3 separate regions of the Homo sapiens genome follow, and all the other regions are linked to region 3. A link is a contact called in ENCODE Hi-C or POLR2A ChIA-PET data. All regions are on one chromosome and are shown on one strand. Each heading gives the region's core, a stretch centred on a gene start or an enhancer-like site at or near the end of the contact. The rest is flanking DNA. Distances are from core to core; before and after follow the strand shown.

Region 1 (2,700 bases), core at 112-2,611, 790 kb before region 3:
CAAGTTCACTTTCTTGTGCTGTTTCATGATGATCTTCCCAACATTGCAGAATTAAGCAGAGAGCCAACAATGTGAAGAATCCTGACTGAGGCTAACCGCAAGTTTCATAAATCAGACAATTAATCCTCTGAATACAGAACTCATTCACATTTTTTCTGTACTTTTCTTTTATCACCTCTTTGTCATGTATGATTCTCATTGAAAAGGTCTAATACTTGTGGCTAGGGATCATCCATTTAGGCGGCCTTCCAGGAGGTGTCCCTGACCAATGGAGACATTTGAGAAGCAGCCCACGTAAACCATGTACTCCAATCCAAATATCCCAGCCAGGGTTTGTGAAGAGCTCAAGTCAAGTCTATTTCAGTGCATAAAGGGATTTTGCTAACTGAAGTTCATCTGGACTTCACATTGTATTACAATGTTGGAATCCAGTTTAATTACCCACTGATCTAAATTTAGGTTGATTATCACAATATCACCACACTATGGGGTAGGGTTGGGGGTGCCACCTGTTTTTCCTAAATAAAACATATTAAAATACGTCATTGATTCCAGCCTGCACATTGTGAGGTATAGAGAGACAGCTAATACAAAGGCATGACTCATAAACTGCCTGTGATAAAATAATTATATATAACATAATTACATCAGGCAGCAGATATTAAAAAGAAAACCTGTGCTTACATTGGTTTAGGGACAATTAATGGATCAATTTTAAAAGTAGAACATAATATTCAGCAATTTTGAAATTTTAATTGAAGTATAGCTAAAGAAATTATAACATCCGGTAAGTAGTGTAATTGTGCAGATTAAATTTTATTTTGTGCTTTTTAATTCCCCATTATGTTATTGAACTTAAACATGTATTTTAAGGGTTTCACCGAGATGATTGGATTTAGAATCATTGTGCAGAATAACAATAAAGTTAAATGACCTATTTAAATCCCAGATAAAGGTCTTATTCTCTAGAATAGATGGTTTTCAAAGCCCTTAGGCACAAAATTAAATAGACCAAGGAAATAACAGATTCAAATATATACATTGACATAACTGATGAATCTGACAGTCTATCACATCAAATTTTCTATATTTCTTTCAAAAGTCTTAGAGGTAAATTGAATACTCTACTGATTGTTAAGCAAGGCTTTAAAAACTAAAATTGTGCTCTATATTCTTAGTTAAATTTTAATGGCCCATTTCATTAGAATCATATATATCCATCGCTTCCAGACAAAAAATGTCCTCCCTCCTGAGAAGTCAGATACTGCATTGGCTGAATCATCTCCTCAGCTGTAATGACTTTTCTCATTTGCAGGTGCAAAATAAAGTGCCCAGCCTAGACTTGCTCCACTTCACACTGAACAATATATTTCAAGGAATGGCATGAACCTTGGCCAAATATTTCAGTCTTCTAAATTACTCATATTACAAAACTACCATGGCCCTGGTCTCTGAAAATATGCCTCTTGTACAAAACTTTTAATTAAGTTCCTGTTTTTTATGCACCTTCTATTAGTTTAATAATATGAAATCCAGATGAACTGAAACCAGTACTGACTGGTTTAATTGCCTTCTTCTGGTCAGGAGCATTTCTAGTGAATGTGTTGTAGACACTCAGGCTTTCCTGTGGAAACACAGTGTAAAAGAAGGTAAAGGAAAATTATTGTATTAGGATGAGGGAAGAAGCCTCATGACAGGTTCCACCTGGGTCCCTTACATTGTGAGTGAGCCGTTCCGGGAGGGTTTTCTCCCTTTGCTGGGAGGAAGTCAGAAGGGCTTCCTGTGTGCCTCAGCATTCCTACTGACATGGCTGCTACAACAGCCCCATCAGGTTTCAGTACGAAAACACAGGCTATTGGAGCAAGTGCTCCAAAAACATCCAAGTAGGCCCCTGCCACACGCTCCCCAAATAATCAAATGAATTAATAATCAAGGGAAGAAGAGGGGCAAAGAAGGCAGTGCCCATGGTCCCTCTGGAAAATATTGGAGATAATAGTTTTGAATATGAAGAACCAGGCGCAGCCTCACACACCTAGGAAACCTCCCAGAAGCTGTGTAGACCAGACTAGTGTGGTCTCTGGGATGGGATCCTGGAACAAAGGAAAGCAACCGGTGGAAAAACTATTGATATTTGAATAAGTTCTGGCATTTGGTTAATTGAAATGTTCCGGTGTTGTTCCCATAGTTGTGACAAATGCATTATGATAAATAAAATGTTAACAATAAGGAAACCAAGCAAGCAATATATATGGACCCTGTACTACCTTTGCAACACTTGGTAAATCTAAAATTATTTTAAAATAAAAAGTTTATTTTAAAAGGCTACAGCTGTCCTATTAATATAGAAAATGCCACATGGAAATTGACGCATGGAATACATGATACTCAGGAGCTCTTTGCGTAAGAAGTCTTACCTGGATAGATAAGTAAAAACGTAATTAACCGTTACCAAAAAATTCTAGAACCCCCCCCCCCCTCACTGAAACACCTAGCCTACCAAAAACGGAAGCAACAAAACTTCCTGTTGTCTACACTGCAACACAATGTCTGTATAATATTTTGGGAATGAAAAGTGTTGCTATCAATAAACTCAAAAATATAAGCATTCAGTAAAACTTCAAGTACAACCTGGACAAGATGCCCTACTGGTTTGGTTTTAGGACCTCTTATACATTTAATGACACTCAAGAAGCGATTAGC
Region 2 (2,700 bases), core at 122-2,621, 840 kb after region 3:
GCACCCACCCGAGACGGCTTCCGAGGATAGAGGCACCTGCTGGGTGGGTGCTCCCAATAGGCCAGCACAGACCTGACACTCTTCCATCCCCCTGAGCGCCCCCCATAGGTGACCCTTCGGAGTGGGCAGCCAGACGCCCTCTTCGGCCATCCCCGAGTGGAAAAGGGTTGGAGAAGCGTGATGGGGAGAGGGTTCTAGGAAGCTGGGGTCCTAGGAACCCTCGCCAACCGCCTCGCTTCTGAGCCCCGCAAGGCAACCGCCCCCCTACTCCAGCCGCGCGTCACCTGAGCTACCTGTAATGCCCACTGCACCGGCGGCGCCAACCTGAGCTCCTGCCCGTTCTCGACGTGACTGGGAGGCTTCAGGTCCTGCCAGAGGCGGTTTGTCAGGTAACAATCATCCCCCCAGTGTTTTGACAACACAAATCTGAAAGAGGAGTCAACTTAGAAAAACAAAATAAAATAAAACTCTTTAGGGGACGGCGTCTTCTTAGCTGAAGCCCTGGCGTCATTCCCAACAGTGGAAAGTCGTAACGTTCAGGGCCCCGGGGGTTGCGCTGCGGATTTGGGGGCAGAAAGCTCACCTCAGGGCCCTCCTGGCAATTCGCAACCAAGGCGCCCCGGATCCAGGTCCATGCTGGGCGGAGTGGACCGCGAGGGGTAGGCGACCAGACGCGAGGCCACGCGGGGAGCCTCGGGCCAGGAGGCAGAGCAGGTCCGGGACCGTGGAAGTGAGAGCCGCGCGCACTGCCCGGAGGAAGACCCGAGCCGCGGGCGCCACCATCCTGACCTCCCCACTTCCCTGCGACTTCCGGATTGGACACAGGGGCCGGGCCTCCTCGGGGTGCACAGCGGGGCAGGCTGTGAGTCCCCTAATTGGACCCGGCCTGGCCTGACCGCGGGCGGCCTCTGCCTAGTCCGTGAGGGTGGAGAAGGGGGTGGGGGCGGGGTAGTGGCTGGAAGGGGCGGGGGCCGGGCAGGGGCGAAGACGGTGGCCGGGGACGGTGGGAGCCGGCCGGAGCCGGGCAGGGGACGTGGCTCCGAGTGGATGGGAGTGGGAGGGGTGCGCGCCGGGGCACGCAGCGCGGCCGGGCTGGGCTGCAGGTCCGCGAGCCGCGGGCTGGGGCCGGAGCTGCTAGAGAGGCGGCTGCGCCACAAAAGCCTGCCGGTCCCTCCCGCCGCCCGCCTCCGTCGCCTCCGCCCTCCCCCGCCTCCCTCCCGTCTCTCTGCCCCTCCCCCGGCCGCGGCCCGGAGGCTGCAGCGGGCGGAGCAGGGGAGGGGCGGGCCCCCGAATATGCAGATGAGCGCGTGATGGACAGCTGCGCGTTCCAATGTCCCTCGGAAACTCGAGCGCTCCTTCCTCAACTCCTCACTCCCGACTCCAGACTCCCCCAAACCCCGACCGCCGGCCTGGCGCGCGGCTGCGCCCACCGGCTCCGCGCTGCTGCCGCCGCCACCGCCACCCCGCCGCCGCCCCGGCCCGCGGGCCGCCCAGGCTAGTACCCGGGCCGGCCTGCCTCCGCCGGCCGTCCGGGTGCCCGCCGCCGCGCCGCGCCCCGGCCGGGCGTGGATGGAGGGCGCCGCGCGCCCTGCCCGCTGCTCGGCGTGACGCGGGCCCCGCGCCCCGCGCCCACCATGTCCTACCCGCAGGGCTACCTGTACCAGGCGCCCGGCTCGCTGGCGCTCTACTCGTGCCCGGCCTACGGCGCGTCGGCTTTGGCGGCTCCGCGCAGCGAGGAGCTGGCGCGCTCGGCGTCGGGCTCGGCGTTCAGCCCCTACCCGGGCTCGGCGGCCTTCACGGCGCAGGCGGCCACCGGCTTCGGGAGCCCGCTGCAGTACTCGGCCGACGCCGCCGCCGCCGCCGCCGGCTTCCCGTCCTACATGGTAACCGGGCGCGGGCGGGACGCGGGACTCCTGGGCGCCGGGACCCAGACGGGGCTCAGGCGGAGCGGGGCTCGGGTTCGGCGGGCGGGGGCCGCCGGGAATGTGGCGCGGCTGGCGACTCAGGAGTCGCCGGCTCGGTTGGCCGCCCCGCAGGCTGAGCCGGGCCCCGGGTGGGGAGGGCAGCGCGGCAGGCGGGGACGTCCCTGAGCCCGGCCGGGACCCGCGCGCCCCCCGCGCGTCCCCTCGGCTCGCCGGCTGATTTTCTCTGAGAGCCTGGGAAGTGCGTCTCCGCCGGGGCCGGGGTCTGGCGCCGTTTGTCCCTGGTTTCCGCACCGCAGCCTGGGGAGGCGTTCGGAGCGGGCTGTGTGCTCGCCTGCATTGGCGTGGGGCGCGAGGGTCCGCGTCACTGCGGCCTCTGAGCCGACGGCCGGGCGGTTCGCATTCACTCGCGGGGCTCAGGGCGGTGGGGGTCACCGAGTTAGGCCCAGGAGCCGAGCATTCAGCTGCGGCTCCGGAGTCCGGCCCGAGGCGCCCAGGTTTCGGCCTTACTCTGTCCAGCGGACCATGCTTTCAAATATCGTGCTTGCGGGCGCGTGACCCGCTAAGGGCCGCCTGAGTCCTCCGTGGCCCGAGCGCAGCTCCTGCTCCGGCGACCTGGGGGCGGCTCGCGAGTCTCGAGGTTACTGAGCTGGGCCAGGCCCGGGCCGCGGCGAAGCACGTTACGGGCGATTGAGGCCATTACGGGGTTGTCGCGACTGCCGGCCCTCGGCGGAATTTCTGGGCAGCGACCGAGTCGCTGGGGCCTTGGCGAAGGCTG
Region 3 (2,700 bases), core at 83-2,582:
TGTTTTAAGCCAAGGGACACTGTTTTCTTTAATCCTCCATTATGTAACGCAGGAAGAAAAGTGCTTTTCTTTCTGTGCAAATGAAATGAAAACTTGGGCAACTTACAAAAGTAAAATCAAACACCGTTTCAGACACCAGCACATTACTGCAACTTAATTTTTGTTTAATCTCAAATTCGCACTCACGCCGTGGAGAGACCTCTCCATCCCTTTGGACCTCTATTGTTAAGATTATTTTGATTGACTCTACCAGGCTTAGAAGGGGTCTGTCTGGCAAACTCGGATACAACTATCTCGGAGCTGCTAAAGAGGGAGAAAACCAAGTTTTCCAGACTCGGTTCGAAAACTAAAGAGGCCGCGCGAGTGGAACCCGCGGCCAGGAAGGGAAGTCCTGCTACGCTACGCCGGGCCGACCTGCAGGAACCCCGTGGGCCTGCCCGGGCGCCCTGGCCGAGCCAGGCGAGTTTGCCCCCGACCTCCAGCGCGGGCACCGCTCCACGGGCCTGCTTCTGCGGCCTCTCTGAATTCACTCGCTACCCGCTCCCTGGCCCGGGCCTTCCGCTTTCCCAGGCCGAGATGGCCCAGCCGTCACCCGCCCGGCCTCCCAGCCCTCTTGCGTCCCCGGGGGCCGCGGCCTCGGCCACCGGGAACCTGCCCCCGGACCTTTCTAGTTCCTCTTCCGGACCAGGTCCACCCGTAGTCTCTCCCTCCCGGGCGACCCGCCACCCTTGCCCTGGCGCGGGTGAGACAGAGGAGAAGCGGGGGAGGCCGGGCGCACTCACCATCTGCGAGAAGAGGCTGAGATCCGCGGCGTAGGGCAGGAAGGCGCTGTAGTTGGGCGCGCCCGCGTACGGCCCCGCCGCCGCGTACATGCCCAGCACCGAGGTGACTGCAGCCGCGCCTGCCCCGCCGCCCAGCTCCGCGGCCCCCGGTCGGCCCGACGAGGCGGCGGCAGCCGCCGCAGCGGCCGCGGCCAGCACCCCCGGGCGCTCGCCGCCGTAGGCGCCCGGCCCCGCGGCGCTCAGGTACTGCGGGTAGCCCAGCTGCGGGAAGGACATGTCCGCGGACTCGGCGACCGCCGCAGCGGGCGAGTATTAAAGGCGCGGGGAGGGAGGCGGAGGCCGGCCGGAGGGGGTTGCAGGGGGCGCCGCGAGGGGTCTAGGGAGGAGCGGGCGGCCGGCCGGGCGCGCTCGGGCGGGCCGGGAGATGGAGGCCGGTCGCGGCTCCTCTGCCCGGTGCTCGCAGGCGCCCGGCTCCCGGCTGCGCCCGGATCCGCAATCGCGCGCCGACTGCGGCGGCCGCCCTCCGCTCGGCGGCGGGGCTTTCAGACACAATTTGAAGTTGATGCTTTGATTGGCATCCCCTTGAGCGCAGGCCCCGCCCCTGGCTCCCCTCCCGCCCCCTCCCTGCCTCCCGCCCGCCCTCGCCGGCCGCTCCCGCCCCTCCCGCGAGCACGTGGTGCCCCGTGCCGGCCCGGCCAGCTACTCTCGCGGTGGGCGCGCGCGTCGGGGCGGCGGGGTGTGGGCCCGGAGGCCGTGGGCTCCTTCCCGACCAGCCCCCGCAGCTGTCTGACAACCTGTCGACACGGGTTTACAGCTGTCTGACACCGGGTTTGCAGTTTCGCGGCCGAGGTGTGTCCCCTTTTTAACAAAAACAACTTGGCGCCTGCTTTTCTACTGTTTGGGCAGCGGGGAAGGGGCCGGCGGCCTGGACGCTGGTGACAGCGAGGGGGGAGCGGCCTCTCCCCCGAGTCCCGCGCGGCCGGGGCCTCCAGGGGACATCTTTGGCAGAAGTGCACCCGGACGCTCTCCGCGAGCCACTGAACCGGCGTGGCGTGACACCCCCGACTCCAGATGCGGGTTCCCGTGGGCCCCTACTGGGTAGTAACCGATCGTCTGCCAATGACCGGCCTCGCCGCCCTTGGGGAAGCGGGGAGCGGCCGAGCTCTGCGGGCTCTTTCAATTGTGCAAACTTTGAGCGAGGGCAAATCCCGCGGAGAAGTCGCCAGCTCGGGGGAAGCAGGCGCAGTCGGCGCCGCGGGTTCTCGGAGGGAGGGGTGGGGGAGACGCGGGGGGAGGGGCTTTCTCTTCACCCAGAAAGCCCCCTGGCAGCCGGAGGGAAACATCCCCCGCGCCCCCGCGAAGGGGGAAGACGGTGTGGCCTGGACGCCCGGTTTGTCCACCAGGTGTGCAGAGGCAGACAGGAAACTTGTGTGGAACGCGCGAACCCGAGTCGGCGCCGCCGCCAGACCGGCAACGGAGCGGCCTCTTGGGTCCAAGTCCCGCGTCCCTCTTCTCCCTGCGTCTCCCCTCTCCATCCTCAGCCTCGTCGGGCTACAGGACGCGGCCAGGCGCGGCGCACTTGAGATGGGCTCCGTTTCGCCGCGGCCCTGGCCGTGCGGCTCCCGGGAGAAGATGCCAAGTGCACGGGCCTCCTCGCCTCCCTGAGCCTGGGAAGGCGCTGGCAGGCCACTTCTGCGCCTCGTGGCTGGAGAGCTCCGGACGGTGCCGTGGGGAACCGGGTACCAGTCCCGGCTCCCGGGGCCACTTTGCGAACCACCTCCTACGCAGAGACGGGGCCGGGAGTTCACCCCGCTGCGGCTCTCCAGCACACCGGACTCCGCGGGAATTTCAGCAGCGCACTCTGGCGTCTTCTCGGCTTTAGGCCGGGTTGGGGCTACGGGATGAAGGCGGCCATCGG

What was found. Hi-C counts contacts between places; a loop is a spot of excess contacts on that map. ChIA-PET counts read pairs that join two places held with the same protein, here RNA polymerase II (POLR2A). Pooled maps may share reads with other maps.
Region 1: a loop to region 3 is called in a map of mammary epithelial cell, with 6 times the contacts of the local background. The contact joins the enhancer-like site here to the promoter of IRX1 in region 3. A Hi-C loop is called at or near these places in 1 of 168 maps with a recorded cell type or tissue (mammary epithelial cell) and 1 of 50 pooled maps.
Region 2: a map of mammary epithelial cell shows a loop between it and region 3 (15-fold over the local background). The contact joins the promoter of IRX2 here to the promoter of IRX1 in region 3. A Hi-C loop is called at or near these places in 17 of 168 maps with a recorded cell type or tissue (GM23248, MCF 10A, cardiac septum and 10 more), 17 of 37 single-sample maps with no recorded cell type and 25 of 50 pooled maps. POLR2A ChIA-PET finds 5 or more read pairs at or near these places in 2 of 52 experiments (AG04449 and MCF 10A).

Annotation. Positions count from the first base shown.
Region 1 is chr5:4,384,977-4,387,676 of GRCh38, reverse strand. No RefSeq gene overlaps it. Among named protein-coding and RNA genes, the nearest start is that of LINC02063, 250 kb to the right of the region's middle. Within about 2 kb of position 1,361, at least 2 of the 41 ENCODE cell types and tissues checked have a DNase peak (open chromatin) inside an H3K27ac peak, as active enhancers do; they include mammary epithelial cell, where a contact is called at or near this core.
Region 2 is chr5:2,750,348-2,753,047 of GRCh38, reverse strand. IRX2 (iroquois homeobox 2) reads left to right here and starts at 1,371. Exons shown (of 4, transcript NM_033267.5): 1 at 1,371-1,883. The coding sequence starts at 1,635. It overlaps IRX2-DT (IRX2 divergent transcript), which reads right to left and starts at 1,155. Exons shown (of 4, transcript NR_122126.2): 1 at 584-1,155; 2 at 294-368. RefSeq lists an enhancer at 332-1,256.
Region 3 is chr5:3,594,464-3,597,163 of GRCh38, reverse strand. IRX1 (iroquois homeobox 1) reads right to left here and starts at 1,332. Exons shown (of 4, transcript NM_024337.4): 1 at 783-1,332. The coding sequence starts at 1,058. RefSeq lists a silencer at 1,335-1,629.